Regions from separate parts of the Mus musculus genome. Here regions 2 and 3 are each linked to region 1. Evidence: chromatin loops called from intact Hi-C (ENCODE). Cell type or tissue: left cerebral cortex. All regions are shown on one strand. Each heading gives the region's core, and the rest is flanking DNA. Links, peaks and the distances in the headings are about the cores only. Region 1 overlaps Ptprr (protein tyrosine phosphatase, receptor type, R). Region 2 holds the start of Myrfl (myelin regulatory factor-like). Region 3 has its middle 7.6 kb from the start of Gm10747.

Region 1 (10,488 bases), core at 5,184-7,683:
AAATTCCACCAGAGAACTCCTAAACCTGATAAACAGCTTCAGTGAAGTAGCTGGATATAAAATTAACTCAAACAAGTCAATGGCCTTTCTCTACACAAAGAATAAACAGGCTGAGAAAGAAATTAGGGAAACAACACCCTTCTCAATAGTCACAAATAATATAAAATATCTTGGCGTGACTCTAACTAAGGAAGTGAAAGATCTGTATGATAAAAACTTCAAGTCTCTGAAGAAAGAAATTAAAGAAGATCTCAGAAGATGGAAAGATCTCCCATGCTCATGGATTGGCAGGATCAACATTGTAAAAATGGCTATCTTGCCAAAAGCAATCTACAGATTCAATGCAATCCCCATCAAAATTCCAACTCAATTCTTCAACGAATTAGAAGGAGCAATTTGCAAATTCATCTGGAATAACAAAAAACCTAGGATAGCAAAAACTCTTCTCAAGGATAAAAGAACCTCTGGTGGAATCACCATGCCTGACCTAAAGCTTTACTACAGAGCAATTGTGGTAAAAACTGCATGGTACTGGTATAGAGACAGACAAGTAGACCAATGGAATAGAATTGAAGACCCAGAAATGAACCCACACACCTATGGTCACTTGATCTTCGACAAGGGAGCTAAAACCATCCAGTGGAAGAAAGACAGCATTTTCAGGCTACTTTTTATCTTGAGGCAAGTTCTCACTAAGTTGTGTATACTGGTTTGAACTAACTCCCCCTCCCCCCTCCCCCTTTCTCCTCTCCCCCTTCCCCCTATCCTCCCTTCCCTTTCCCCCTCCCCCTTTCTCCTCTCTCCTTCCCCCTCCCCCTTTCTCCTTTCCCCCTCCCCTCCCTCTCCCTTCTCCCCTCCCACTCCTCCTTTTGCCTCTTCCCCCCTCCCTCCTCCATCTCTCTCACCCACAGGGACCATGGATATGTGATCCTTCTGCCTCAGTTTCCAGATATTACAGGCTAGGTAGGCTGTGGCACAAATTCTTCCCAGTCTTTATACCAAATCCCTAAACTTGTTTTTAGTTATAGGAGAGAAACATTTATAAAGTTACTTTTCACAAATTAAAAAAAAAATTGTCCTATAACAGAATGATTTGAGTTAAAGAGTAGTGTATGCAAACCATATGCAGGTTGGTATCTGCCATCCCAGGACCTGGGAGGCAGAAGCAGGCAGGAGTATTTGGAATTCAAGGCCAGCATGGAATACATAGCTAGAGCTTATCTATCGACTGATTGATTGATTGTCTGATAGATTTTGAGGCAAGGTCTCTAGTCCAGGCTGACCTCAAATTCCTTTTGTAGCCGAAGAAACCTTGAACTTCTGATCTTCCCCATCTGTTTCCCGAGTGCCACCACATTTGATTTATGCAGAGCTGGGGATTGAACCTAGGGCACCATGAGTGCCAAGCAAGCAGCCTACCAACCGAGCTACACTGTCACCCTCAGCCTCTGTCTTACAATTAAGCAGGCCCGCAATATCAGCATTCAGAAGGCAAAGGCAGGAGGATCATTTATTGAAAGTCAGCCATGCCTGCTTTGAGAGTTCGAGACAAGCTAGGGTTTCATTAGATTCTGACTTAAAAAAAAAAGGAATTACTTCTAAGGTTGAAGTCTATGCACCTTAAAAGGACCTGATCTTGTCTAATATCCATCACAAGTTCTACAAGATCTCAGTTATTTGATATAAGAAGCGGATATCTGGGCTGCAGGGATGCCTCACTAGTTAGGAGCATAGGATGTTCTACTGAAGCACTTAGGTTTGATTCCTAGTACCACATTTCAGCCAACAAGCATCTGTAACTCCCATTTCAGGGGATCCTACACCCTCTCCCCATCTCTGGTACCACCAAGCACATATGGTACACAGACATACATGCAGTCAAAATACCAATACACATAAAATTAAATTAAGAAAAAAGAAACAAATAGCTAATGTCATTACCAAGACACCCCAAAATCTACCTTTACCTAAAATGAACTCTCAGTAAAAATTATGAAAATCTGCTGTTTCCAAAGTTTCCCCAAATGTTCAGCCAAGAACAATAATTTACTTGAATACCCATTCCTGTGTTTGTTCTGTGTTCACTGAAAAGGGCACCACCCACAGATGCAACTGTGGGCTTTGCTCACTGAGGCACTTGGTGAATAAACCATGGTGACCTTTGCCCTCTAGGGGGCCACTGGCCTCTCACCCGGGAATTGCAGAGTAGGGAGTTGCTTCCCTTTGGCGAGTGAAGAGTCAGTGACAGTATTTAAAGCTCCATTGCTCCTCAGGTGGAAGGAAGGAAGGGGCCAATTACCTGGAAAGGTTGTGCTCCTGATAAAATGTACCCTCCTACCACCATGATTGCCGTCCCAGTCCCAACAGTATAAACACACAATCATGTTATCACTGCTGTCTGAGATAAGGGTGGAAGTTTAAATATAAATTATTGATGGGAGTTGCCAATAGTTAAAATAGGCTTTTCCCCCCTCAAGTGGCTGAGGCTTGTCACCTGGATGCAATTTGTAATAACTCCTTATTATTCCTGGGTCTTTCCTCACCCATCCACAAGCAAGATAATTGCAAGATAACCTTAAAGTTCAAGGGTCCTTTGCCTCAGAGCGAGCATCACCCTTGGTGGGCAGGATACAGAATCGAAACCTTTTCTATGCTTCATGGACTACATTGTATCCAAAGAGCAGGACCGACCTGGTATTTGTCATGAAAACCACACTTTGATGCTTCCAACAGGAGACACGGCCCTTTCCTTTCTAGAAATAAAAATACATACTTCAACCAAATAAACAGAATGAAAAAATTATCTGCAAACAACTTCTGACTAATGTTTTAGAAGCAGTTAACAACTTTGGTCTAAAATTAAAATCACGTTTACACTCTTGTTGAGGTGTGGTTTGTATTCCATAAAAGTTCACAATTCTAAAGTGAAGAACTGAGCACATTCAGAATAGTCACTGAGTTGGACTAGATGAATCACAGGCCAGGCGTGGCTGCACATGTCTTTAATCCTAGCGTTGTGAGTTCAAGGTCAGCTAAGTCTATACCATGAGTTCCAGGAGAGAGAGAGGGAGGGAGGGAGGGAGAGAGGGAGGGAGGGAGGGAGGGAGGGAGGGAGGGAGGGAGAGAAAGAAGAAGAAGGAGGAGGAGGAGGGGGGGGAGGGAAGGAGGGAGGGAGGGAGGAAGGAAGGAGACAGTACATTTTAAAACATTTTCCTCATCCTTAAAGGAAACCCTCCCCACCCTTGGCTCCCTATGTCATCGACTTTCTGCAGTTACAGGTTCATTCATTTCGTAGTAATGAGGATTGAGCCTAAGGCCTTGTACATGGTAAGGAAGAACTGGATCCCTGAGCTACAGCCCTGTATTCACTTATTTGGGCCCCTTTCGTGCACCTGGGATCATGGAGTTAGCTGTCTGCCTGACTCCTGCTACTTGGCATACTGCCGTTAAGGTCCCTACATGTTGTAACACTTACAAGTCCTCTGTTACTTTCCAAGTAACATCCGGCTCATCTGGCTTTTAATTGATGGATATTTGTGTTGTTCTATTTTTTTTTAAAAAAGTATTATAAATTGTTCTACTATATTTAGATATAAGTTCTTATGGCATACATTTTATTTCTTCTGGGTATATGTCAGCAATACACTGGTTTGCTATAGCATCCAATCAGCCTATGCTGCCCGTGGTTGTTCTCCTCCTCTTTCTCCTCCTCCTCTTCTTCCTCCTCCTCCTCTTCCTCCTCTTCCTCTTCTTCCTCCTGTTCCTCCTCTTCTTCCTCCTCCTGTTCCTCCTGTTCCTCCTCCTCTTCTTCCTCTTCTTCTTCCTTCTCTTCTTCCTCCTCTTTCTCCTCCTCCTCCTGCACTTCCTCCTCCTCCTTCTTTCTGGTGACAGAACCCAGGCTTTGGGCATGCTCCGTGAGTCCTCTACTGCTGAGCTATACCAGAAGCCCCAACATTTCTCTTTTTGAAGTGCTGTCAAATGTTTTTGCCAAGTGGAAAGACTACTTATCATTCCTAGGAACAACATATTAAGTTTCTAATTTCCTCACATCCTTGTCCCTTTACAATACAGTCAATTATTATTATTTTTATTAGTAGTAGCATAGCAATCCAAGTGAAGGAAAAGTGGATTTTCAATGGGGCTTCAATTGCATTTTATTATAATTAATTATGCTGATGATATCTTTTGTGGCTACCAGTCATTTGTTTATCTTCTAAGAAGAAATGCCTGTTTTGATTTTTGCTTAATTTTAACTTGCCTTGCCTTCTTTTTTAGTTCTAAAGCTCTTTACATATGATAGACAGTAGATCTTTATCAAACACATGATTTATAGTGATTTCCTTCTATCTCAGTTGTCATCTGGTTTTCTGTGGTGGCAAATACCTTTATGTGCCGTCAGGACTGAGACACAGATGTGCACTACTTTAGCTATTGGGAGTATTTACATGAGAGTGTTTTGGATGAAATCAACATTCAAACCAGTATATTAGCAAATCAAATTGACCTTCATAATCTATAACTAATAAGTTAGGCATAGTAAGAGATCAGTAATAACTAACAAATATCAGTGCACTATAACCATAGCTACACGACTGTAGTATCGCTCTCAAGACCTCTTATTGCTTGCCCTTCATATCTGGTGATGTGAGCTGGTGCACCCTTTATTGTTGAGACAAGGTGAGCTAGATAATGTAGGCATTGGAATGCCGTGTGAGGCGAGCATAGAAGGGCTGTCTCAACACCAGCATGGGGTATTGCATTGTGTATACTACACACATATACACACACAAACACACACACACACATACATACAGACACACAAACACACACACACACACAAACACACACACACACACAGACAGACAGACAGACACACACACACACACACTTAAAGATGAAATAAAAAATGTCTTTATGGTCCACCTGCTTTATATATGAAGGCATCTGCTTTTTAAGCCTTATTGTTATGGGTTGTGACTATTTTATGAAGACAACGATGCTTTCGTTTCAGCAACAGTCTTCGGCAATCTAAATCCTTACGGTTTTTCTCTATTGTAAACAGGGCGAAATGCAGACAAATCCCTAAAGTTTTATAATGATGAGGGACTTGAATCTGTCGATGGAACATATTCATATCAGTTTGTATATATTAAAATAAAATAGGAAATGTGACTTTTGGACTTTTTTTTTTTTTGCTTCCATGTATCTGAGTTATCAAAGTCTATCAAAGCAATGTATCAAATGTATCAAAGAAAATGTATCAAAGACACATTTTCTATCCAAGCCCCTGTGTCAGATGAGGACATGCAGAAAAGTGTGAACTCAATAAAAAAAAAATTAAAAAAAAAAAAAAACAACTGAAATGCTTAGGACAGTCTGTTCAGAGGGACAGAGCTCATTAAGGGAATGCCACAGGCCAGTTCCTGGACTTCAGCTCCACACCTAACAAATTCCAAAAGTTCTTCAGACCTAAGCAAGTCAAAATACACTACGGAAATCATTTTTGACAAGAACTCTTGGGCTGAGCTTTAAGTAATCAGTATCTGGCCAGGACAGGAATCACCCAGTATCCTGTGGAGGGAAACAGCTGACGTGAGACCCACGTCGCTCGCCTTCCCTCTCCTAATCAGGCTTTCTAATGTACTGCCAATTTACCCCCAGGCTGTCCTCGATAAGGCCTCGGGGTTACTGGAATCCAGGGTTCACCAATGTGAAGTCCTGGGGTGTCGGGCTGCATCTTTTCTTGGAGTGTCTTTCTCCAATGCAATTGTGCTTCGTGGAGAAAGTTCTTTTCAGTTTGAGTCCTAAACTAACCTATAACCCCCATCTCCCACTAAATTGCATATTTTTCTATAGAGAGAAGAGGGCAGAAGTCTTTTTTTTTTTTAGACTGAGCAGCTCAGAGACGTCCAAGCACCGCATAGAACACAGTGAAGGAACGGTCAGAACCCTTCTCAGGGATGCCGAATGACAGTCTTAGGGGCTGCAGGCTTAAGTAGGAAGCCCTGCTTGGTGCATTTGGGTCTGAACCAGTGCAGTGCCCCCTCTGGATGTCAATTAGGGACAAATGGGAGGAGAGCTTTTTGGTGGCTCCTTTCCGGCCTTGAAATCCTTATAGGGCCCTTGATCCTTGTTTATTTTATTTGGCTTTAAATCTTAGAAGGGTTACAAATGTCTCAGGTAGGGTTTTTGATGGCAGAAAAACAGCTGCTTTAATGTTCTTTAAAACAAAAGAAAAAAAAAAGTGGCTCTGGGTCTCCCGCTGTCTGTGTGGCTCACTGGCGCCACCTATAGGTGGTAGGCAGAAAGGCAGCACAGATAATAAAATCTAAGTTCGTTCATAAGATACACTGAGGAAATGATACTATCTGTGTAATGCACACAGACATGGGCACACAAGGCTTTCCTAGTGCACACTTCTAGTGCTCCCTCTGCACATGGAGCCCAGTTACGGTTCTTTTGTTGTTCTGGGGCATTTTCTGTAGTACTAAAACTAGGCCTTGAGATGTTCTTATATATTTGAATATGCTCAACAAAGGGTTGTATTTCCTTGCTCTCTAGTAGATCCCAAACAACGTGACTTCCTGAAAGTCAAAGGTCAGATTTGGGAAGTCACTGGTCAGCAAGAGCATCTATACAGATTCAGTCTAACTTCTTTTTATCCTAAGCACACCAAGAGAAGTTAATATTTGTTTTTTTTAAAGAGTATATATTGCATAAACTATATTTAAAAAAACACTGGTCATAACACATTTCTTGAAAGAAACCTATTGCACACATGTATGGTCTCTGTAGCCTGGCTATACAAAATCTTTTATTATTTGGTAACTTCTGTCAAAAGTCCTAAGGCTCTCAACTTTAGGGGTGAGAACGATACAGGGGAGACCAATGGAACGGTTTTGGTCTGCCGGTTGATCAACATTATACAGTATGAAATTGCTGGCCAGGAATATATAACACCCACGGGACATGGCATCTCACTTGGGGCACTGCCATTGTAAGCCACCCTCTGCGCATGCTCCTCCTCATGGTCGATGGAGCCCTGGGCAAGAAGAACAGGTACACTGCAGATTGCTCCTGTTCACAGAAATTCTCAGGCAAATCAGAAGAGGAACTAATAGGAGTGTGCAAGCGTGCGAGCGAGCGTGGGTGCATGCGTGCAAGCGAGCATGGGAGTGAGCGAGCATGGGAGCGTGCGAACGTGTGTCTGTCTGTGTGTGTGTGTGTGTGTTTACATGCGGAGGGAGCACATGCTAGCTTTTCAGCATCCTTAGATGACTGCAGCAAATTGCATGTAGTCTGACTGCTTACAAGTATTTATTGTATGTCTTGGGATGATCTTGGCTGTCATTAAAACCAGGGTTATGGTTCTTCCAAATTCAGAAACACATGGCGACGTTTTCCCAGGCATGAAACATTTATTATTTTACTTGTCTGAGTAGTATACTGCTATATACAAGCAAATGGACAGGGCAACTCACATCCTCTGGATGAACTCATCTAGGAAGGGTATCTGTGGAGAGCCTTCAGTCGGCAAGGCTTCACTGAGGAGCACTAGATAGGATTCTCCAGTGACTCCATAGCCTGAATCAACTCTGGCTTTAGATGCCTCTAAAGACTGGGGTGGAAAAAAGTACTGAGAAATAGGAACAAATGAATGGTTTGTTCCCCAGATAATCCATCCCTGGATGGATGAACGAGCATAGCATCTTTGGAAAATTTACCCCGTGCAGGATCCACCAAGGACACCTTCCTACGCACTTTCCTGTCTTCTCACTACCACTACCCAGGGTACTTTGCGATCTTGTGCCTAGGCCTGACACTGGCCTCGGGTGAATACGAATATGTTTCCTGTGTAAAAGCACAAGACATTTTAGGAACAGGAAAGGCCCGTCCGGTCCAACATACCTGCCCTTTTTAGGTTTATCTCAATGTCACCTTCGTTCATCTTAGACACACATTTCTCACGATCCCCATCATAAAATTAGACGTGCCTGTTAATATCATTATCTTTAAAGTAATTCTGAAAACATCTTGGAAGCCTGCTGGGAGTTTTCAACTTTTCTATTTTATGGAGACATAAACTCCCAAGTTTGAAAACGGAGACTCCAGAGAAGTTTACTTTTAGGGTTGGGAAGGTCAGCTCACTTGATTTTATTATACACGCTTACAATTAGGAGTTGATTTATTCGTTACGTTCTGGAAACCAGCATTTTCTGTGGGGTATTTGGAGATAAGAGGTGTGTTCCCGAGAACAGACTCTCTCCTCACAGGAAGAGAATCTGTAGGAGGCCAAGTTCACAAACATCACAGACCTGTTTAAGAGCTTAGCATTCTTTGAGCTCCTTCCTGGACTGTTTCCCCGTTCACATCTGGAATTTACAGGAGGGTGAAGGAAGCTACGCTCACCGTCATAAAGAAGGTGGGAAGTTTATTCCACAAGTCAGAGACGCACACTTTCAATCAAAAAGCCCGAAGAGAGCCTCCTGTTCGGGATCTGGGGAGCAAGGGTCCTTAGCAACATTTGGTCCCTGTCTGCAAAGCTTATGTACCGAGTTCTCAATCTTTAGCCCTTACAGGTCAACAAACACTGAGAAGACACTGAAGCTGTCTGCCAGATGTCCACCACTGATTAATTTGTCTTAAGTTCAGCCAAAAGGGAAGAAAGTGTGACAGGCGGGGCTGGAACAGCAAACACAATCAACATCTGACCAACCAAGGCTTCCTGTCACCTTGGGAACAAAATTGATTGGCTCTGGCTTCCTGTATACAAGTTAAAAACCAGTAGCAACTGGAGTAACAAGAGCAAACCCCAGATAAGAGACGTGGAAATTAAACCAAGTCGTATCTCCAACACTTCAGCTTGAAGGCCTGAGCAGAAGTCTCGTGGGATAACTTCTGAGAGCAATTTTCAAAACCTATTTTACATGTAAAGTAGATTGGTATCTTCTAGTTTTTCATAATTTTGGCATTTTGAAATCTATAAAAAGGGCACAAACTTAGATTTATGCTAGGGTCATTTCAAAAGAACTCATGATTTCCTTGTCTTTAAAAAAGACGAAACCAAACCAAACTTTACTGATATACTGGAGTGTTTTCTTAGTTTTTGCTTTGGTTCTGTGCCCTGAAAAATAAATTTTCCCTACAAATCACAGGCTACTATAAATGCTGGAAATATGTGGTCATATGAGATAAGATAATAAAAGCATCAATGCTTGCTCTTTTGTTCGTTTTATAATTTTCTTAACTCTTTGGCTGCTATAATCATCTGCATTAGAATAATGTTAAAAGGTATTTTTTTGTTAATGAACAAAACAATGAATTTCACTATGACATTTTCTACATACATATCATTATTCACTATGACATTTTCTACATACATGTTGTATTTGTATCTCTCCTTCATGACCCTCAATAGTTCCTCCTCTCCCATCTTGCTAGTTGTAAGGCTAAAGCTACACTGTGTATATGAGAAAACACATGTTATTAAATTCTTGGTATCACTATAGCGGTATGTGCTGGTCTACTCTAATTCTATCTGTTTTTAGGCTGTATTGGATTCTGAAATGCTTTTCCCTGCTGTTTTATCCATTCATTTAAAAGTATTTGTTACACATGTGAATATGTAGAGTTACACCTTTAAGCAGAATTATAATGCATGAGGTAGCTTGATTGATTTGTACTTTAGAAAAGGTTCACACAGAGGGATGTCCTAACATTAGACAACTTTACAAAGAGACACATTCAAGTGTTTGTGGAATCATGAAATAGGAAAGCAAAAATGTCCGCAAAATATGCTTCCTTTGAAAGTTTGAGCCAGTCACAAAATGACCTCTTTTTGTAAGAGATATTTTTGCATGTTACGTAATATATACTTTTCGTTCTTCCCACTTCAGAACCACTCTCATACTTCACTCATAAGTCAGCATAAATTACAAAGTGTTCCTCATATTTACAATTTCAGAACGCATGATACTTGGTACCAACCGTGGGGAAGGGTGGGTTCTGGAGTGTGGCATCCCGTATATTTTCTCTTCTGTAGAGCGAGGAGACATCTCTGTGTCGCCATAGGTGCCCCTCATCATCCATCTAGAATCGGTCCCAGTATCTCCCACAGATGCAAGCCCCTGAATCTGCTCAAGTCCCTGCGTCACAGGTGAGTGACTGACACTTAACTGTCATCATCTTTAAATTGCCTCTAGATTGCTCATCACACCCAATGAGATGTAAATGCTCTGTATGTAGTTGCTACACTGTATTGCTTAAGGACCAACACTGGAAACAGCCTGTAAGCGCTCCTAAAGATGCAGTCCAAACAGTTTGTCTCTGCAGTTATTGGAATCTACAGATGCAAACCGCTGGTGTGAAGATACAGTTGTGGTTCTTTCTTCTTTCTTTCTCTTTTTCTTTTTATTAGATATTTTCTTTATTTACATTTCAAATGGTATCACCTTTCCTAGTTTCCCCTCCGAAATCCCCTATCTACCC
Region 2 (10,488 bases), core at 5,091-7,590, 690 kb before region 1:
CTCAGCGGGGATAATCTCTTGTGCGCTGTGAGGGAGCCTCACCTGCTAATAAAAAGCTGATGACCCATTAGCAAAAGGCAGGAAGTAGAAGGTGCGCGTTCCTTCCGGTAGAGAGATTGTCAGCACGGGAAGATTCACCACCCGAACTCAGAGGAAGTTGGGTGTATAAAACTAAGGAGAAGACAGGCAATGGTGGCGCACGCCTTTAATCCCGGCACTCAGGAGGCAGAGGCAGGCGGATCTCTGAGTTTGAGGCCAGCCTGGTCTACAGAGTGAGTTCCAGGACAGCCAGGGAAACCCTGTCTCAAAAAAAAAAAAAAAAAAAAAAAAAAAGGCAAATAAGTAAATAAATAAATAAATAAATAAATACCTAAGGAGCAGAATCCAGCCACATAGCTGAACTCAGAATAAATTCGATAGTAAGATAAGAGGTGATGAACCAGCCTAGCTTACAGCCTTGGCGTTTATTCATAAATAAATAATCCACCTAGTCGTTATTCGGGAGCTGGGTCGTGGGTGGAAATGCCCTATGATTACGGTTTTCTGCTTGGTGTTTATGGTTGGAAGATGTGAGCAGTCAGCTTCCTGGCTCATCCCACCAGGCCTTCCACATGCTTGTGCTCTGCCACAATGGGCTCTTGTTCCTCTGCAACCCTAACCAAAATAAGTTCTTCTTTAAACTGCTTTTTGTTTATAGTAATTTCTATGGGGATATAGCTGAGCCATAGTGCCTGTTGAGCTCTCTGTTCTACAACAGAGAGGATAGCCAAAGAAAAAAACTGGGTGAAAGGCTCAGGGTGTCTCAGCTTATGCTTTCAAAGTTAGCACACAAATGAGATTAGGCATTAATGAAAAGTTTCTTCCTCAATCACAGAAACAAAACCACAGTGATATAGTTAAATATATTAAACTGGCAAAAATGGACCCCATAAAATCCAGTTCCGAAGACTTTAATCAATATGACTGGTCATGTATTGCTGCTGTGTCAATCGATATATCCACCATGAGAAGCCATTCATTTCAAAGTTAAATAATATTTTTCAAAGTTAAATATTTAATAATATTTTGTTATTTGAAACAAAATAAGTTATTTGAGAAAGACAAATGTTGCCCATTTTCTCTCCTATATGGAATTGAGACTTAAAAGAAAAGGTCTATTCGGGACCACTGGGGTAGAGCTTGTGCAAAGGGAGTGGGAAGACCGCCAAGACCACAGGCACAGAAACGTCATCATGACACACTTTTTTTTTATACAATGAACACATGACAATAAATTTAAAGGTAAGAAAACTAAAATGTTAAGCACTTGCATATCTGTGACATGATATCTCACTATGTAACCCAGGACAGTTTGGGACTCACTGTATACCCCAGGCTGGCCTTTAACTCATAGCAATCCTCCTGCCACTGCCACCCAAGTGCTGAGATTATAAGTGTAGGCTACTATGCCTAGCAACAATTCCACTTTTAGGTATATGCTGGAGAGAAATACTGGGATGAAGTACCCCAGAATATGCGCATAATGATGTTCTAGAAAAAATTCAAAGCTGGACCTGTGGGGGGGGGGGGGTGACGGGAATAGATGTTCACACAATAGACTGCTGCATGGTACCAAATTATCAAGTACTAGCTACCTGCAATGTACTAACTTAGTAACAATGAAAAAGCAATGCTCAGATATGTAGCACATGCCTTTAATCCCAGTACTTAGGAGACAGAGGCGGGTGGTGGATCTCTGAGTTTGAGGCCAGCCTGCTCTACAGATTGAGTCCCAGGACAGCCAGGGCTACACAGAAATACCCTGTCTCAAACTAAACAAAACAAACAAACAAAAACATCAACAACAACAAATTAAATCTATGTGTGTGGGTATGTTACTGACATGTATGTCTGTGCACCACTTTTGTGCCTGGTTCTCATATAAACAAGAAAGGGTGCATGGCCTAGTTCCAGGATCCTCTGGAACCACAGCTATAGATGGTTCTTAACTGCCCTGTGGGAGCTGGGAATGAAACCTGAGTTCTCTGCAAGAGCAGCCAGTGGTTTGAACCAGCGAGCCATCTCTCCAGCCCCTTTCTGTGTGAGATCTTAAAATACATGTTAGAAATATCCTACATCATGGATGCTAATCCTGATAGTATAACAAGAGACAAATTCACAAGGGACATTCTATAAGACAGTAGACTGGTCAGACACAAACACCCAAAATCATAAATGAGCAATCAATGGAAGTGGCAAGAGGACTAGTCTGTCAATTAATTATTTAATTAGCTTGTTAACTAACTAACTAACTAACTAACTAACTAACTAACTAACGTATTTACCTTTATTTAGTTTCTAGTACTCTGGCTAGAACCCAGGGCCTCTTGTGTGCTAAGCCTTCACTTGACCTACAGAATGAGCCACATCCTCAACCGCGCTCTGAGGTTTACAAAACTAACAAAGGCCACTCAGGAACACTTACTGAACACTGTACTGGCGAACCAGAAGTCATATAACAGCTATTTCAGGATCAGGAGAAACTAAGCAAGATAATAATATTAATTGATGTTATTGTAGTTGAAATTGTGACACAAGTGAATGGCTTTACTGTACGGGGCACATACTGACTTATTTAGAGGACATGTCAAGATGTCAGCGACTTATTGTAATACGGCTCAGCCTAAAAGAAACTTTATCTACTAAAAAAAGAAAAAGGAAAAAGGAAGAGTATGAAGGTAATGACTAATAAATCTGGAAGAAAAGCCTCTGGGTATTTTGTGGAAGCGTTCGTTCTTCCAGATTTCTTTGCTAGGCTCATGATGGTTTTCAAAATAAAAAGTTGGACAGAAAAGAGGAAGGTTGGGGCAGAATGACAGCTTACCTTCTAACTATGTTTCTCAGGCGATTGCTAAACAAAGGAGAGCTAAGCAGCGAAGACGCTTTTTTATTTGGTTCTGTCTCAAGATTGTGAGGCAAAACTAGTTTTAAACGTTTCAAACTAAGGATGTACTTACAGAGGGACTTTCATACTTAGTCTACACATTTAACGTTTATAGGTTTTGAAGCCTGGGGATGGTGGCGCACGCCTTTATTCTCAGCACTCAGGAGTCAGAGGCAGGAGGATCTCTCTGAGTTCAAGGCCAGTCTGGTCTACAGAGTGAGTTCCAGGAGAGCCAGGGCTACACAGAGAAATCCTGTCTCGTGTGTGTGTGTGTGTGTGTGTGTGTGTGTGTGTGTGTGTGTGTGTGTGTGTTTGAAGAAATAGTCGTCTAAGTGTGTACTGAGGAAAATATAATTTTGCACTTTACATTTGAAACTATTGAACAAATTTTACTTTTTATTCTAACAAAGCCTTTAAAATAACCCAGTCTTTTTGGCCACCACCAAAACCGATTATATTGATGCTCCCCATTTTTGAGATTAAAGAAAAACAACTGTTTTTTTTTTTTTTTTTTTTTTTCTGGCTGACTAGATCTGCTTAATGAAGGTGGAGATGGAAGAAACGCTGGTGTAAAGAACCTATAAGAGATAAGGCTCTTCATTTATTGCCCATTTATGTAATTACATGTATCACCAAGGACAAAGGTCCTTAAAACAAAGCCCACAGGCAAAGTAGAAGCAGTTCCTGAGAGATAGATTTGCCATTACTTCCCTCTTCGTGATTTTTTTTTCCCTGTGTGGCTGCACGCCTTTTTGTTTTATAATCACATTCGAGAACTTAGCCATTGTTTTGGGCTTAAGGGAATGGCTGAAAAACCACTTCACGTCAATAAAAAGACTATGGAGACCTTCCAGGAGTTTTCCTAGGCTTTGAGTCCCAAGGACAGCACTTACTCCTGAGGTCTCATAGCTCCTGTTGGAAGAGGAAGCAGCCATTAGAACCCCAGCACCATGGATGTGCTGGGTGAAAACGAGGCTCTGCAGCAGTTCTTTGAAGGTAAGAGCCCACTGGGCACCACGGTTTCTTCTCTGAGCCTTGTCTCTGTCTCCACTCACTTTCACTCTCTGCGCCGCGGAGTCCACTTACGCTTCGCCCCTGGAAGAACACTATCAGATAACTCCTGCGTAGGGAAGTACAGGCTCTACTCGCTTCGTTGATAGCAAAAATCAGAGATATGGCTAATTGTTTTTCAAATCCAGGCTTCCATCTTACCTAGGTTTCTTCCTCATTAAGAGTCGAGTGGGCACCTGGATTATCACCTGTCTGAATGGATTAGGGCTCACTCCTTCTGTCCTTTAAATGCTTTAAAAATGCCAGCTCTGTCTTCTCGCTGAGATGACTAAATACCATGTAACAAAAAGGGTAGGATTTTAATTAAAATGTCTTAGTATAATTTAACATAATTAACTTCAAATCAGCCGAAGACAGCAAAGGAACGCCCACTTCCTGATCCCATCTTTCTGCTTGTTCATAACACTTTAAAAACATGAAGCTGGACGGCTGTTTGCGTTTGCAGTTGAACCTCTCCCTGATGAGTGTGACTGACAGCAGCGTCAGTACACAGGCCTTCTCGCTGCTCCACATCCAACATGGCGGCACAGTTGTTCACAGTTCATAGGGAGAATGTTCTTATGGTGGGTCTTTCGGACGTGTTAGGAAGACCTTGCCTCCATCACCCTTTTTTTGATGTATGATTGGGAGCGTCAGTGTTAGCCTGGCTTCAATTAGCCGGGCTCAGACTTCCTCTGGAAAGGAAAAGTGGCCAAGCTTTTACACGGTCCAGGGTTTTTCCGTGAAGGTGAATGAGGGTGGTCTAGGGTGCACTCGCTCCAGGGCAGTTAGCAGCACGCTCGAAAACTGGATCCTGGACTTTGTTGGGTTTTGTAAAGTGTGTGACAAATGAGAGCTTTGTAAAGACTGGAAAGAACTAAGGCCCAATGCTAAAGAAGGCAGGTCCCATCAAAGGCACTGTAAGACTCTGGGTCACGGCCAAAAGGAGCAGGCATAATGAGGTCATTTCTGTGGTTTAGATTTTGCTGGAAATGGCAGGAAAGTCAAATGAAGCTGTGAGAGTCACTGTGTTCCTTTGAGCCTGCATTCGGCCCCCTGGAGTCCTGCCTGCAACAGAGGCCAGGTTTGACATCATGCACCTTGGTCCTGCTTGGTGTGTGCCTCACACATTAATGCCATCACCTGGGTACCGCTTGGTGTGTGCCCCACACACTGATGCCATTACCTGGGTCCTGATTGGTGTGTGCTTCCTGTGGTAGTTGCCCGGACACATTTCTTTTGAAAGAGAAACCATCGTTCATCCTGTAGACGCAAAAGGTAGACTTTCTCTCCTTCTACTACTGAGAAACCCGGTCTCTGGTCTTTGCTTTTCCCGGAAGAGCTTTTAGCCTCACACAATTCACTGGCTAGACCCATTTGCCACAGAGCTCTCTATAATGCTGTTTCTATAAACCTCTTCTATAGCTACTGGAACATGTATTCTACATAGTACCTACTTATTATTATTATTATTATTATTATTACTATCGTTATTACAGTTTCCTTTTCAGCCTCAAACTAAACTGCACAGCCTCTTTGATGAGGAAGGAACCCGTTCTCCATGCGCAGTGTTCCCTCTTCTGAGTGTGTAGCAGGAGAGACGCTAATCTCTGGGGAAACAGAGGCACAAACCCTGACCACTACAGCTAGCTGCCAATTTAAAAGAATTCCTTCCACTATTTAGCAAACGCCAAGTGCCTGTTTATGTCCGGTCTGCTCCACCTCCTTCAGAGGAACTTGCAGGGTGTTGAATGAAACCGGTCCCTTAGAGTTTCATAATAGCCTTTCCCTAAACCTTAAGGAGCAGAAAGCCTCTTTAGAACAAGGTCAGCAACATTGGATATGGTGTAATGAGGGGGCTGCTGTTGCAACCAGATGCCTCTCAATCCCTCGCTGTTTTGAATCAAATGTCATCTTCCATTTAATTTCATTGGTTACGAGTGAAACAGGACTTGGACGTGATCAGTCAATACATGTGCCATACTAACCTACTTTTGAACAGTGATTAAAAAGGATTTGATAACCTGAAAATCTCCCCCTTTTTCTCTCCCCTCCCCCCGTTTTTGATAAAACGACGTCAAACCATTCTATTGTAGTACTGTTTAATACGTAAACTATAATTTTTAAAGATTTATTTTTAGTTTAGGTGTATGTGTGAGCGCTTGCTTACATGTATGTATGCAACGGCAGCAAATGCCCTTAACTTACCACTGACCCAAAATACGTGTGTGTGTGTTTTGTTTTTTATTCAATCACTGTCTGAAAAAACAATAAAACTCTTGGCAAACCATTGTACACTTGAAAGCAATCTTTCTCCTTTCCTTGGAGTCTTTGTCTTAAATAAGACACTTTTTCTCATAAGAATTTTGATATTAAAGAATTTAAGTTGACAGTATACTCTTGAATTTAAAAGCCTTGCCAGTCAAAATTTATGCTGATGCTGGTATTTGTTTTAAACTAGAATACTGAAACTCCAGCTCCCCCGGACATCTGTGGGGGTAAACCCCAAGCTATGCAAGGGCAGGGACTATCTGGAACAGCCTCCCTAGAAAGCTGCTATCCAAGCTTTGAATGGTTTCTGTTTCTGTTTCCACAGGCAGCCATTATCACAAGGGGGCAGTAAAGACACAGGGAAGGCAGAACTAGCTGCTATGGTAGTCGTTCTCAACCTGTGGGTCGTGATCCTTTGTGGGGGTGGGGGTGGGGATGGAAGTGAGGGGGTGAGTGGGGGTGTGGGTGGGGGTGTGGGGGTGTTGTCCAACCACCCTTTCACCTAAGACTATCAGAAAACACAGACATTTACATTACAGTTCATAACAGCAGCAAAAACTATAGTTTATGAAGTAGCAATGAAAATAATTTCATGGTTGTGGGGGAGGGGTCAGCACAAGATAAGGAACTGTATTAAAGGGGTCGCAGCGTTAGGAAGGTTGAGAACCGCTGTGCCGAATACAAGTTGTTTGAGAATGCCATGGCAACGAAAGGTTCAGGAAAATAAAGGCAGCTCTGGAACAGGAAACCAATGGCCAAAGTACCTAGAGTAATCTAGAAAGGCTTCGGGGAAGGTGAGGTAGTTCTGTGGAGTGGAGAAGAGACAAAGCTTGCAGCATGCTAACACTGTGCACCATACAGCAATTGCTGCAGCACGCTGACACTGTGCACCGTACAGCGGTTGCTCCATAATATTTACCCAAAGAGTGAAAGAGCAGCACAAGCCCCTGATCCTGTCATCCAGCGGTTGTGGAATTGCAGCTCTGTTTGAGGCACTCCGCAAGTCCAAATGCAGGGAAAGAAGAAAGAATTGCCCAGGAGCAGAATGGCCCAGTGAACGGACCAGAGAAAGTAGAGGCAGAGAGTCACCATTGGTGGAAAGACTTAGACTCCATTATCATGAGACAGACAAGGATACACGTTGTCTTAAGTGGCCCTTGTATATTATTTCTCCAAAATGAGATACCGACTCTAATTGGCTGATGTTTCTGGCTTTTCAAGAGAAGGATCAGAAACTGGGAACAACCAGGTGTAGTGTTCAGGACAGATACTGCCCATTGATGGTGCTGGGTCCTGGGGAAGACTTTCCTGTGGGCAAAGGGTACCTTGACCAGCAGCTAGTCTATTGATTGCCTTTCTTTCACACTGCGATCGCCACTTCATTCCTGTCTCAAACAATCAGCTCCCCTTCTTGCTTTCTTCTGTCTCAGCAGAATCTGCGCTTGTACCGAAGGCACAAATGGCAAGTGTCCCGAGACCATCTCCCACCTCTAGAAGGGAAAGGTTACCTTTGTTAAGGGCAGACTTGTTCCTCTCTGCAGCTAGGATTTTTAAACAGCATCGCCTCCAGTGTAAAGTTACTCTAAACAGGCGGGAACTTGTCTTGTCTGCGCCACAGCTGGGTGGAGACAGCATATGCTTTCCAGGAGATGGGACAATGACAGAAAGGACCAGCCAGATCGCATGAGTGACTTAGGCTTATCTGCTTCTGTCTGGTGTGGGCAGTTAGTTAGAAACCATGTGGTCTTGGCATGAGCCATGCAGAGCAGACCTCCTCTCTTTCATGCTGGGATCCCTAAAGTGAAGGCGATTTCGAATTTAAAATGCGTCATTAAGAGTGCAGCTCGGACCTCGGCCACCAGCACACACCACGTCTGAAACCTATTAGGCTCACTCGTGTCTTCCCCCAGATAAGCCCTCCCAAGAGAAGGTTTTCATCGATTGCCTTGGTGTTACAGGTGTCATCTTTCCAACTTTGAGTTAAGCCTGGTTTCTGGCAGATTCTCCTGTGTCTTGGAACTTAACTGTTCAATACACAGCCACTAACCTAGAATAACCAATAAGGGGGGTTAGTTTATGATCTCACTATTCAGTGCTTGCTACTGTCCACGGTGTTTTGGTTTTGTCTTTGTGAATAATACTTTGTTATCTAGCCCAGATAGGCATCAAACTGTACATCTTCCTGCCTCAGGTCCCTGAGCATTGAAATTTCAGGTATGTCTCACCAAATTTGGCTTTCTGTATGTTTTAAACAAGTAAACTACCACCACCACCAACACAAGATTATATCGCTGTGCTCCTTAGTATTAGACTTCTTATGGACTACAGAGAAAACAACTCTTATCATCACAGGTATTCTTGCTGATGTGCAGCAGAGAGCCACAAGCCTTCGGGTGCCGAGAAAGTTCATTAGAACACATCTGATCATGTCCGTGCTGCCTACAGCTGCTTCGATGCTATGGTGGCAGAGTCCGGTGGTTTCAACAGAGGCCATATGGGCTGTAAAACCTAAAATATTTACCATCTGGCTCTGTACAGGAAATGTTTGCCAACCCCTAGTCCGCAACCCAATTAACAATAATAGTTGTTATTTATTGAGCCTTTTTGTGCTGAGTATAGGACCGTAATTAAGACCATGGACTTTGAGTCTGCCATCCCGGTTGTGAGTCCTGTGATTTTGCGATGTGCTATTTCTAGGACTAGGGATGAGTGAGTATCTCAGGCCTTGTGTTTCCCTAGTTGTAAAGAAGAGATAATTGTCTTACCTCGGTTTGTGGTTGTTTTTCAATTGTGCCTGGTGCAAAGAGGTCAATGGTCTTCGCTTATTTTTAGTGTTACCATTTTCTCTGCTTACAGAAGTTCCGGCCATCTTTCCTTCTCCCTTGTGCAACTTAATCCTGAAGCTAAATATCACACTTAAGAGTCACCCAGATAGCAAGAGCAAGGTTGGCCTTGCAAGCCTGGTGACTGAGCTCAGATCTCTTAAACCCACACCAAGAAAAGCAGGGTGCTGTGTCATGCATCTGTGATCCAAGTCGATAAGGGACAGACACGGGAGAATTATCCAGAAGCTGGAGGCCAGCTAGGCTGGAGCAGGCAGCATGGTGGGAAGACAGTAAGAGAGACTCTGCCTAAACAAGCTAAGAAAAAGCGAACAAACTCTGTAAATGCTGACCTCTGACCCTCACACCTGTGCCTGATGCAGGAAAGTGCATGGGAACAAGCCACTACGGATTTCTGTTTGACTATAGAACCAGCCAATCCAAAAAAAAAAAAAAAAAAAAAAAAAAAGAGTGTTTCTTAGGACCCCATGGTGTATTCATGTACAGAGCAGAGACCTTGCCCTAAAGGGCTGGCTTTTCTAGCTTAGAAGAAACTAAGGAAACAAAGACCCACCTGATACAGCAGTTAGCACGAAAGCCCATGTGGATGCCTACAGCCTGGGCTCCTGCCTGAAGCCATGCTAATATCTGAATGACGGAGAGCTAGCCCCGCCTCTCACCGGCCCACAGCACTGTGCTACAGTCTGTGTTGGAGAGTTAGCTCCTTACTGCTCCAGGTCTCAGCTGCTGTCTGCTGGCTCAGATGCAGGCAGAGAAAGACTCATCTTCCTTTGGGGGGCTGGCCACTAAGGAACTTTACCATGCTCCAGTGTGTATATGGACCACACAAAATGGACTTGGGTTTTTCTGGGTGACGTGAGGGAAGGGATGGGGGAGGGAATGCAGACATGGGAAATCTGGAAATCTGGGAGGTGAACATGATCAGGGCACATTATGTAAGATCTCTAAATAATCAAAACAACAACAACATGACTACCTAAAGAATTATGACTTAGGGAACTGGAGAGATGGCTCAGCGGTTAAGAGCACTGGATGCTCTTCCAGAGGTCCTGAGTTCAATTCCCAGTACCCACATAGTGGCTCGCACCATTTATAATGGGATCTGATGCCCTCTTCTGGCCTTCAGATGTACTTGTACATAAAGTCAACCATCAATCAATCAATCTTTTAAAAAGAGTTATGAATTAGGGGCTGGTGATGGGAACACTTGCTGCTCTTGCAGAGGACCTTCATTAAGTTCCTGGCCAGTGTGGGGGCCGTGCTGATGGAGGGAGAGTGGGTCTCGTGAGTCACAGCAGTCAGGAAAGGCCTCTGAAGAGACCGTACCTGAGGAGCCAGATCTGAGTCATGACCAGGAGCAATGCCTCAGTTTGGGAGGAGGGCATCCCAGGCAAAGGGGAG
Region 3 (10,488 bases), core at 4,646-7,145, 830 kb before region 1:
GAAATACTCCACACACAACCGGCCTTTTATGGATTTCTGGGCCAGGAAAATGGCTCAGTGGCTAAGGCCATCTGCTGAACGATCCTGGTGATCTGAGTTTGATTTCTGGAACCCTTGTCACGATATAAGGAGAGGACCAACTCCACATCTAGAAGATAGAGATAACGGTAATAATAAAGCGATATCATAATACATTCCTTTGTTGCAGTTGACTGTAGTAGTGCATGCTTTTGTTCCTGGCCAACTCTATACCCTCCTGGTTCACCACAGCCTATTTCCCCATGGTGATAGAAAAATGCAAATTTTCCCTTTAGTCTCTGGAATCCTTTGAGTTTGACATGGCCTCTCACAGGATCACCTGTAAGGGCTTTGGTCTCCAGCCTGTGAGTCCTATTGGGACGATATGGAATCTTCAGGAGATTGAGGTCTCCTGGGAAAGTTACATTACCGGGCATGTGCAACGGTAGCGCTGTCCTTCTGATGAGGCCCCAGTGGGTGTCAGTCAATACGCAGAGCAGAGAGGAGACTTGGCCAACATCAAGGGTTTCCGCTCAGCCCTCTGCATCTTCTCTGTCAGCCGTGCCTGGTGTCTCCTCGAATCTCACTGAGATATAGACATTTGGTGTAGTCGGAAAGCAGTCACATCAATACAACTCCCAGCAACTGAGACCCTTCTGGAATTCACAGAGCAGCAGCCCTGAAGCTTTGGGAATCGATGAGCCATTGTGATGTCAAGTGTGTGGGAAGAAGATGTAAATTTTAAACAGTGAAGCAGATGTCTGGGGCTGGTGTGCTTTTAGATAGCTGCAGATGAGGGGACATCGGGGAGGTTGTGAGAGGCCAAATCTTTTCAATTCAGGCTCCATTTTAAAGCATTTGAACTCAGGTAAACAGGCCAGTAGCTAGAATTGGTTTACAGGTTACCCCCCAATGAAACCGGAGTCTAGCTCCAGTTTCTAGGCTAACCCCCACAAGACCAGCATCTCCAAGCTAATCTCCCCCAGCAAATTTGGAGTTAACAGAATAACCCCACAACAGCCGGCCTTCTATCTAACAACCACCAGTGCAGTGGGAAATAGAAGGTAAGTTTATAGTTTGACTCCCAGTACCAGTCAATTATGGTAAAGGCCATAATAACTCTCCAATTAGATGCTTGCCAGGCTAGAATCGCTCCCTCCCTCTGTCCCCCAGGGCTGGCAAGTGGGCAGCCCAAGCTCGAGCTTGTAAATAAAGACCCTAGTATGATTGCATTGGATCTGCTCCTGACTGGTCTATCAGGGTTCCTGAACTCTTCCTTCGCAGAACAGTTGGCACACTTTTAGTTTTTGGCAGTCTCCTTGGTTGTCACCTTTCAGCTTGGATACTGTGACAGTATCTTTTATTCTCCCAGTGTAACCTCTGAACCTGCAAGCCAGCCCCAACTAAATATTGTCCTTATAAGAGTTGCCTTGGGGGGCTGGTGAGATGGCTCAGTGGGTAAGAGCACCCGACTGCTCTTCCGAAGGTCCGAAGTTCAAATCCCAGCAACCACATGGTGGCTCACAACCACCCGAGATCCTGATGCCCTCTTCTGGTGCATCTGAAGACAGCTACAGTGTACTTACATTAAATAAATAAATTAATTAATTAAAAAAAAAGAGTTGCCTTGGTCATGGTATCTGTTCACAGCAGTAAAACCCTAACTAAAACAGTGAGCTAGCTGTTTTCTTCGTTTTCATTTACTCATGGGGAGGGGACTTTTGTCATCAGTTCAGTATCGCGCTGCTTCAGGAATCTGTTGGTGCAGATCTTTGCTAGACACTGCTCACCTGAACTGTGTGTGGTAGTGTGGTTGAAAGGGTCCTAGACTTGGACTCTGAAGGTCTCTTTGAACTCCATCAATTGTTTCCTTGTTTATCTTTCTATGTCTCTTTCTCCTTTTCTAGAAAGAAGAGGGTTGTGTCCCTAATAGGCCATCAGGCTAGGAAGCATAGACTCTCTGCTGGGAGACTTTAGTGTTAACAAATACTAGGCATATTTTACCTGGAAATGTAGGTTCTGCTGGTGAGTTTTATGTCAACTTAACATAAGCTGAAGTCAATGAATTGGAAGGAGCCCCAACTGAGACAATGCCTCCATAGATTGGGCGGTAGGCAAGCCTATTAGGGCAGACCCAGCCCATTGTGGGTGGGGCCATCCCTGGGCTGGTGGTCCTGGGTTCTATAAGAAAGCAGACTGAGCAAGACACAATGAGCAAGCCAGTAAGCAGCACTCCTCCATGGCCTCTGCATCAGCTCCTGCCTCTAGCTTCCTGCCCTGTTTGACTTCCTGCCCTGACTTCCTTCAATGATGAACAGTGATGTGGAACCATAAGCTGAATGAACGAACCCTTTCCTCCCCTTTGAGTATGGTGTTTCATTAGAGCAAATAGTAACCCCGACTAAGACAAAGGCTAAGTGTGGAATGTGGGTCAGAGATCGAGCTTGAGAAATCCACTGTTGTTTGAATTTTCATTCAAATTCCAGACTGTAAAGCTATAATCAACAAGGTCCCCACCCATTGCTGCTTTGCACATCTCCCTAAGACACTTAGAGGGATCAACATGATGAACCAGACATGAACTGTGTGGGCCCCGAGCGCACGGAGAGTCAAGAGTTTTAATATCAACCTTGCTCTGGACTGGGGTCGGGTGACATCTTACAACCTCAGTTTACTTATCTGCCAAAGTGGGCTCGGCCTGAGGTCATGGAGATACTGGGTTCAAAGTATCTCATACACGGAAGCTGCTTTGTGTTATAATCCCTTTATATTAGTGTTATCATCAGATGTGGGGAAAGATTATTCCAGGAAGTCCTTGGATACTTAGATGGCTGGGCCTGGGGCCAGCCTGAAGGTGGTGGTGTCTCCCTTTCCTAGATCTGTCTTTCAATTGGTTTCAGAAAGACCTGAAGACCTGGCCAACTCTATACCCTCCTGGTTCACTACAGCCTATTTCCTCATGGTGACAGAAAAATGCAAAATTTCCCTTTAGTCTCTGGAATCCTTTGAGTTTGACAAGGCCTCTCACAGGATCACCTGTAAGGGCTTTGGTCTCCAGCCTGTGGGTGCTATTGGGACGATATGGAATCTTCAGGAGATTTAGGCCTCCTGGGAATGTCACATTACCGGGCAGGTGCACTGGAGAAGACCATCTCTAGTCTCTAGTCCCTTCCTGTCTGGTCTTATATTTATTCACCACGGATGTTGTCATGGCGTTTTTTCTACCTCAAAGGCTCTCCCCGAAATGGGACCAAGTTGCCACAGTGCCTGAAACCTCTGAAATCCTATGCCTAATACACTGCTCATTCTCTCTCTCTCTCTCTCTCTCTCTCTCTCTCCCTTCCCCTCCCTCTCTCCCTTCTCTCTCTCCTTTTAAAGATTTATTTATTTCATGTATGTGAGCACACTGTCGCTGTCTTCAGACACACCAGAAGAGGGCATCAGATCCCAACACAGATGGTCGTGAGCCACCCTGTGGTTGCTGGGAATTGAACTCAGGACCCCTGGAAGAGCAGTTGGTGCTCTTAACCGCTGACCCATCTCTCCAGCCCTGCTTTTGTTTTTTAATGCTTGGGATGAACCGACGGCCTTGTGCAATGCTAGGCAAACACCTTACCACACCGCTGTTAACACGTCTTGATTTCCTAGTTTGTAAAATATAGAAAGCAGCAGCACCTCTATCGTTGAATAGGTCCAAGGGATAGAGTAACAGAACAGGTCCCGCTTACCGGTACTAGATAAACATTGGTGTAACACTTGGCTTGGTCTGGACCTCTGCTTCAGGAAACACTTGAGGCTCTTGGCAAAAAGAAAAGAAAAGAAAAGAAAAGAAAAGAAAAGAAAAGAAAAGAAAAGAAAAGAAAAGAAAAGAGAAAGAAAGAGAAGAGAAGAGAAAAGAAAAGAAAAGAAAAGAAAAGAAAAGAAAAGAAAAGAAAAGAAGAGAAAAGGTTTACTTTCGGCAGACTCTGCAGTTAGTTTTAATAATAATAGCTGCTCTCTTGTCGTCCCCCACATTGAGGGCTTTTTATACAGTATTATTTAAATGCCACGCCCAGGCTGCTCCTTACATGCTAGTACCATTTTCTGCTTTTAGGTGAAGATGGGAAGGTAAGGCCTCCTGCAGGGGCTCTGGGACTGAGTTTCCAAAACGTGGCTGCCCTCCACGTGGTCACAATTTAGTGCTGGCTCTAGTGGAGTCCCTGCTGTGTTACTGAGAAAACACTGGAAGACAGGCGCAGGCAGGCAGCAGCAGGCAGGCCCTCTCAGACTCCCTGTTCCCAGGCTTGCTGTTAGGTCTTAAACCAGAGACAAATGGCTGCCAGGCTCTCCCAGCATCCTTCATCCCTATCTGGTACAGGGTATTGTTGCATACCCAGCCCCGCTACCCTAAACTTCTTCAGCCCAGGGGTTGGGCTGCCCTCCCCCCATCTGCGCTTCCTTATATAATCCAGACATTTTGGTTTCCCGGTCCTTTTGTCTGCCCTTTACTCTCTTTCCTCTTGGCCTGGGCTGCCTTAGCCCGAGGCTCCTCTCTTGCTTTCCCTCATCCCACCCCTCCCACTCCACCCCTCTCGCAGTCCGGTTTGGTCCTGCTGGCCTGGACTCTTCCCTCTGCCTACTTTCTCCTTTATATCTACAATAAAAATATTTTCCATACTCGAGAGGTAGACATGCCCCCCTCCTTTTCTTTCATTATTTCTCACATTCACTTGCAAATTCTGAGACAAGTCGCAACTGGACACTCTACATGAGAGAGCTCTTGGTCATGAGCTCCGACCTGCACAGACAGTGGCTGCATCCGGCAGGAGGTGTCTCAGTCCTGATGTGAGGCCCAGAGGCTTCAACAAGAGGGAAATGCTTTTGAAGAAACTGAAAAGTGGAAAGATTTGTGGGGAGAGCCACATCCCCATAGCAAAACTTCCCCCAGAATCTCAGGCCCGGTTTCTGACTGTCCAGGGCTCAGCAAGCTCTGAGCCTAAGACCAGGCTCTTTAATATCCAGTGCCGGAAGTGAGGCAGCCCCACGTCCCCAGCGGTCCCTTCTAAAATACCTGCAGGGAGAACGGTGCATTCAGGCCATCCTCCCACCCCCATCTGACCTATCCCACGTGACCTGTTCCTTAGAAACCTTGGCTCTTTCTGGGTAGTACCCTGGGGCATTCTGGGACACGGGAGTGGGGACGGGTGGAGGGGGGGGGGGATATGCTGGCGTAAACTCCAGGTCAAGCTGACCTGGATGCCCTAAGAACCACCTGTTGCTGGGAATGCAAATCTGTAGAAATCAGAGACGAATCATGGGTCAAAATGGAAGGTAGAGAGTGTTTGGTGGAAAGTGTCTTTAAGAGTATTCTTGGGCTGCAGAGCTAGCTCAGCGGTCAGGAGCACTGGCTGCTTTTCCAGAGGACCAGGGTTTAATTCTCAGCGCCCACATGGCAGCGCACAAACTGTAACTCCAGTCCCAGGGAATCCAGAATCCTCTTCTGCAGGCATCACACATCAGACGCGGTACACATATGTATATACAGATGAAATACTCGTACACATAACATATCTTTAAAATATATAAGAGGGGTCTAGGTGTCCCAGAGACAAGCAATCTGAACTGTGAACTGCAGGATATTATCATAGATCATAGAATTTGTGAGTCTTAAAGGGGACAGTCTGAGTAAGGTTTTGATGACACATTTGGATCGTGGTAAATGCTTATTATTAGTCATCAACATCCAAATAATTGCTTTTGGGCGGGAGAGAGAGTTGTGTAGCTCATCAGATAGCTGGCTGGCTTTACCCACCAGGAGAAGAGAAATAAGTTGGTCATATGGCCACCAGGGGGCACTCCTGGCCCTGGGAGTCAACACCGGCGTGGCATTTATGATTCATAGGTAGACAGATGGGAGAAAGCAGAAACGTCTTGCTTGCCGGTGTGGAAGCCTCCAGCTAAGGTTGAGAAAGAAACCCCCTTTCGAGCTGGTGCTGCCTGGTTTCCCTGGCAGGAGCGGAAGTTGACCTGACCACCTGTAGGAGGGCATATTCCATTCAAACCAGAGAGTCTCCTGCCAGGATCTGGTTTCCTGCCTTCTCCCTGAAGGGCAACACCACTAATTCCTAAGATGTGTTTTATTTATTATATATATGTGTATATAGTAAATGTTTTTAACATATATATGTTATGTTTTTAACATATGTTTATATATATATCATATATATATATAGTTCAGTGCATATATATATATATATATATATATATATATACATATATACATATACATACACACACACACACACACACACACACACATATATACAGTATACACTGAACCATCTCTTCTGCCTTTTAATTTTTTTTTTAATTATAGTCTCATTAGGTAGCCCAGTGTGGCCTTGAACTTCTGGGACCTCGAACCTTGGAGGTTTTAGACATGAAACTACTGATGGGAAGCAGGAAGGCTGACATTGATGCTCGGGGTTCTCACTGTGGTGCTGAGGCCTTAGCGTGACGCTGGTGACACAGCGGGCTCAGGATATCACTGCAAAGGCAGTGTGGTCGAGGCTGATGTGATGGGCCAGCGAGATGGCTCAGCGAGTGAGGGTGCTTGCAGCCAAGCCTGGTGGCTTATGTTGGATTCCCAAGATCCACATAGCAGAAGAAGTGACTGATTCCAGTATGTTTCCCTCTGATCTCCACATGCCTACCCTCTGTCTCCACACGAAATGAATGAAGAATTAAATAAACCAATAAAAACATATAATAAAAGAAAAAAAGGTCTCTAGAGGGTCCCTCATATATATATTTTTAAAATTTCAATTGTTTGCCTCACTCAGCCACCCCTAAGGACACTAAGCCCTGCCACAGGTGGCCAACAACCAAGTCCACAGACTCAAGCCAGATATCAAAGCCCCTGCATTCTTTTTGACTGTTAATAGTAATAACAGTTATCGACTACAACCACATAAGAAACAAAATGAAAGCTGACTTCCTCTGGTACCCATCATCTCATTCAGCATGGCTGTTCTTCCTCCCTGCCCTAACTGAGCCCCCTAACCCCCACCCTCCCACTCCCACCCCCGTCCCTGTAGACTGCTCTCTGGGCAGCACTGTAGTCAGTAGAGCAGGGTTCCCCCTGGCATCAGGAACTGGCCTCTTGTGTAGAAGCTGAATATCTGTAACAAGGAGGCCCGTGCACTGTTCTGTGTACTGGCAAAACCCAGCATCAATACCTGAACAAATAACAGTCAGTCAGATAGACAGACAAACGGAACCATGCTTGCTTCTGGGTACACTAAACTTTTAGGGAACCAGCACTAAAGTTGATTTTGTGCATCACAGGGTGTTCAATAGCATCTTTGGCCTCTTCCACTATGTACCAGTAACACTTCCAGTATGATGATCGAAAACATCTCTCAACACTACCTAGTGTCTCCTGGGTGCAAGATCGCATCTGATGCAGAGCCACTACCCAAGGAACTTGGAACAGGATAGAATTTCTGCACAAAATCAACTTTAGAAATGTCTTATTTGTTTCGAGACACAAAATGTACTTCCCCTTCATCTCTGTGAGGCAATTGTCCTGAAATTAGAAGCTCAGAGAAGAGAGTTCCATGGCACCATTGGCACCTGGGGCACAAGGTAGAATTGGGCCCATCTTCTAAAATTCAGAAACAAAGAAGCTCAAACAAAAAGTTAATATCTGGTCTGGCTCACGTGAGGTTTTTTAGGGAATTTTGTATTTGCCACAGTCGGGGACATGCTGACGGCATACTCAGAGATGCTGAGGGACAGCGTAGAGTGTGGTGAGGGATTCAAGTTGGATTACGGTTCAAAAGCTCTACGGGAAGGTTGGGGTCTTCTAGATTTTGTAAGATGTGCAATCAGAGAGTCCTGATATTGCTTAGTTGGGTTTTTTCCAATTCAGCAGTCATATCAACGGGAAAACTGTCCTAAGAGTTGCGTTCACAGGACTAAGGCCAAAAGTCTGGAAAGACTTGCAGTCCCTGCCTGAGATAATCCCTGGTTATGTCCTGGGCTGCACAGGCATTGATTGGTGTTTGCTGTTGACCAGGTTGCGGGTTGTGAGGAGGGGCGGGCAGGTGGGTTAGATTCTGATTTGCATTTTCTTTGGGTGTTGTGTTTGGTTTTACACTTGCATTACTCCTAACTGGCTGATATAGGACCAGCATTGGGGAGAGCGGCTGTCCTAAGAAACCTTCCAACTTTGAAGCCAGTGTTCTAAGTCCTCTAGACTCACAGTGGGGAGAACGACTGCAATCAAAAAATTTTAAAAGTCTGGTTCCACATTGTGTTGGAGGACATTGATATACATAATGAGTTAGATGAGGGATTCATAGCTGTGGTGATCTGCCCTGGGATGCTGTGTGTTGTGTGGATGCACATGTGTGCATGTGTGTATGTGTATGTGATGCATGTGTGCACATGTGTGTACCCACTTGTGTGCATGTGTATATGTGTGTGTGCATGCTCATGTGTGTGCACATGTGTGCATGTGTGCACATGCATATGCGTATGTATGTGTGCACCCACATGTGTGCACGTGTACACACATATGTATGTGCATGTGTGCTCATGCACGTGTGTGTGTGTGTGTGTGTATGTGAAGGAATGATGGAAAATGCCAGGGAGAAGGAAGATGGTGAAGGCTGGGAAGCATCAGAGAGGAAAAACCATCTGAAGAGACTGACAAAACCGTTAAGTCGGAGGTTCAATGCTGTGAGTGTCAGAAGGGGATCTTTCTAAATGACCGAGAATCCCAAGGTAAAAGGGGACCCTGAAGAACAGATTACCATAGCAAGAAGTTGGTGATAAATCCCTGGAACACTAGTCACAGTCATGCTTGCTGGTCACACAGGACAATCTGAGGTTTCCATCCTTTCCCTTAGACGCTCATGATGGCTAAGAATGGCTGGGAATCCTAGTGAGCAGCCTACTTTCCAGATGAGAATGTGATGTTTGTGAAGATGGGTATCTGTCCAATTTCCTAACTGCCTTCTTCTTCTTTTTTTTTTTTGTTTTTTTTTTTTGTTTTTTTGTTTTTCAAGACAAGGTTTCTCTGTGTAGCCATGGCTGTCCTGGAACTCACTTTGTAGACCAGGTTGGCCTCAAACTCAGAAATCCACCTGCCTCTGCCTCCCAAGTGCTGGGATTAAAGGCATGCGCCACCATGCCCGGCTCCCTAACTGCCTTTTTCTTTCTCAACATCTTGCTGCTGTTTGTTTGCTTTGGACTTTAGAGGTAAGTGTGATCTTGCTACATAGCCCAGGCTGGCCTTGAACACATCACATAGACATGGTTGACTTTGAACTTTCAGTGCTCCTGCCTCTGCCTCTAGAGTGCTGGGATTATAGGCACATGCCACCATATACGGCTTTGTTCAAGTTTTTGAAGTTGTTCCGAGGTGATTCATTGATTCTTCTTTGTACTGTCGGTAAATTTTATATTTCCCTATTCCATTTAATCTATGTTCTCTATCACTTGGCTGAAGGAGGCTGAAAGTGAATGCCCAGAGTAATGGAAGCCCTGGACTGGGAGGATGGGACAATGAAGAAGAAGGGAGAGCAGCCAGGGGTCAGGCAGCTCTAAGTGCTTGGACGGGAGAGGAAAAATCGGTGGGCTCTTAATCATATTGCAATTGGGGCTGGAGAAATGGCTCAGTGGTTAAGAGCACTGACTGCTCTTCCAGAGGTCCTGAGTTCAAATCCCAGCAACCACATGGTGGCTCACAACCATCTGTAATGGGATCTGATGCCCTCCTCTGGTGTGTCTGAAGAGAGAAATGGTTTACTCCTATGCAGAAAATAAATAAATAAATCTTTTTAAAAAAATCATATTGAAACTGAACCCCAGAGTCAGGGCCAAGCTGTCCCTAGGAGCTGGGAGGAAATATACAAAGGCTTGGCTTTGCTGTCACCCTAACATGCAGATCATGTCAAAACACGACTAGGCTAAGCCTGTTCTTGGATTGGTCAAACCGCAGGGACATTTGGCTATTTGTCTATGAGGCAGAACTCAGAAGAAAATGATCTAGGCAGGTGAGGAAGCCAGGCAGAAGAAGATACATCCTTTTATTCTGGAGCCCTGGTCATGTGGGATAAAGACTCACTTTAGGATGGAAAAGTTCCTCATTTGGGCTCATTGAGCAAGTCACAATTCCGTTTTTAGTGTGAAGACAAAATGGGAGGCTGTACTGGTTGGTTTTGTGTGTCGACGGGACACAAGCTAGAGTCGTCAGGGAGAAAGGAGTCTCAAATGAGAAAAGGCCTCCATGAGATCCAGCTGTAAGGCATTTTTCTCAGTTAGTGATCAATGGAGGAAGACCCAGCCCGTTGTGGGTGGTGCCATCCCTGGGCTGGTGATGCTGGGTTCTGTAAGAAAGCAGGCTGAGCAAGCCAGGGGAAGCAAGCCAGTAAGCAGCACTCTTCCATGGCTGCTGTATCAGCTCCTGCCTCCAGGTTCCTG

What was found. A loop is a pair of places that touch in the nucleus more often than their neighbours do. Peaks named below come from ENCODE experiments on the same cell type or tissue, not always from the same donor. Only the 100,000 strongest peaks of a DNase experiment are listed, where the experiment ranks them.
Region 2: it touches region 1 in a loop (4-fold over the local background); 5 of 42 quality-filtered maps call a loop at or near these places.
Region 3: it touches region 1 in a loop (5-fold over the local background); 3 of 42 quality-filtered maps call a loop at or near these places.

What each region holds. Positions count from the first base shown.
Region 1 is chr10:116,204,017-116,214,504 of GRCm38, reverse strand. All of the region lies in intron 6 of Ptprr (protein tyrosine phosphatase, receptor type, R), which reads right to left. Among named protein-coding and RNA genes, the nearest start is that of Ptprb, 92 kb to the left of the region's middle. In left cerebral cortex, for the core only: a CTCF peak has its summit at 6,288 (motif pointing left); a DNase peak (open chromatin) is centred at 6,289; H3K27ac peaks cover 229 bases.
Region 2 is chr10:116,890,049-116,900,536 of GRCm38, reverse strand. It overlaps Myrfl (myelin regulatory factor-like), which reads left to right and starts at 3,658. Exons shown (of 25, transcript NM_001033333.3): 1 at 3,658-3,919. The coding sequence starts at 3,874. In left cerebral cortex, for the core only: a CTCF peak has its summit at 6,574 (motif pointing right); a DNase peak (open chromatin) is centred at 6,571.
Region 3 is chr10:117,029,358-117,039,845 of GRCm38, reverse strand. No RefSeq gene overlaps it. Among named protein-coding and RNA genes, the nearest start is that of Gm10747, 7.6 kb to the left of the region's middle. In left cerebral cortex, for the core only: a CTCF peak has its summit at 5,832 (motif pointing right); a DNase peak (open chromatin) is centred at 5,851.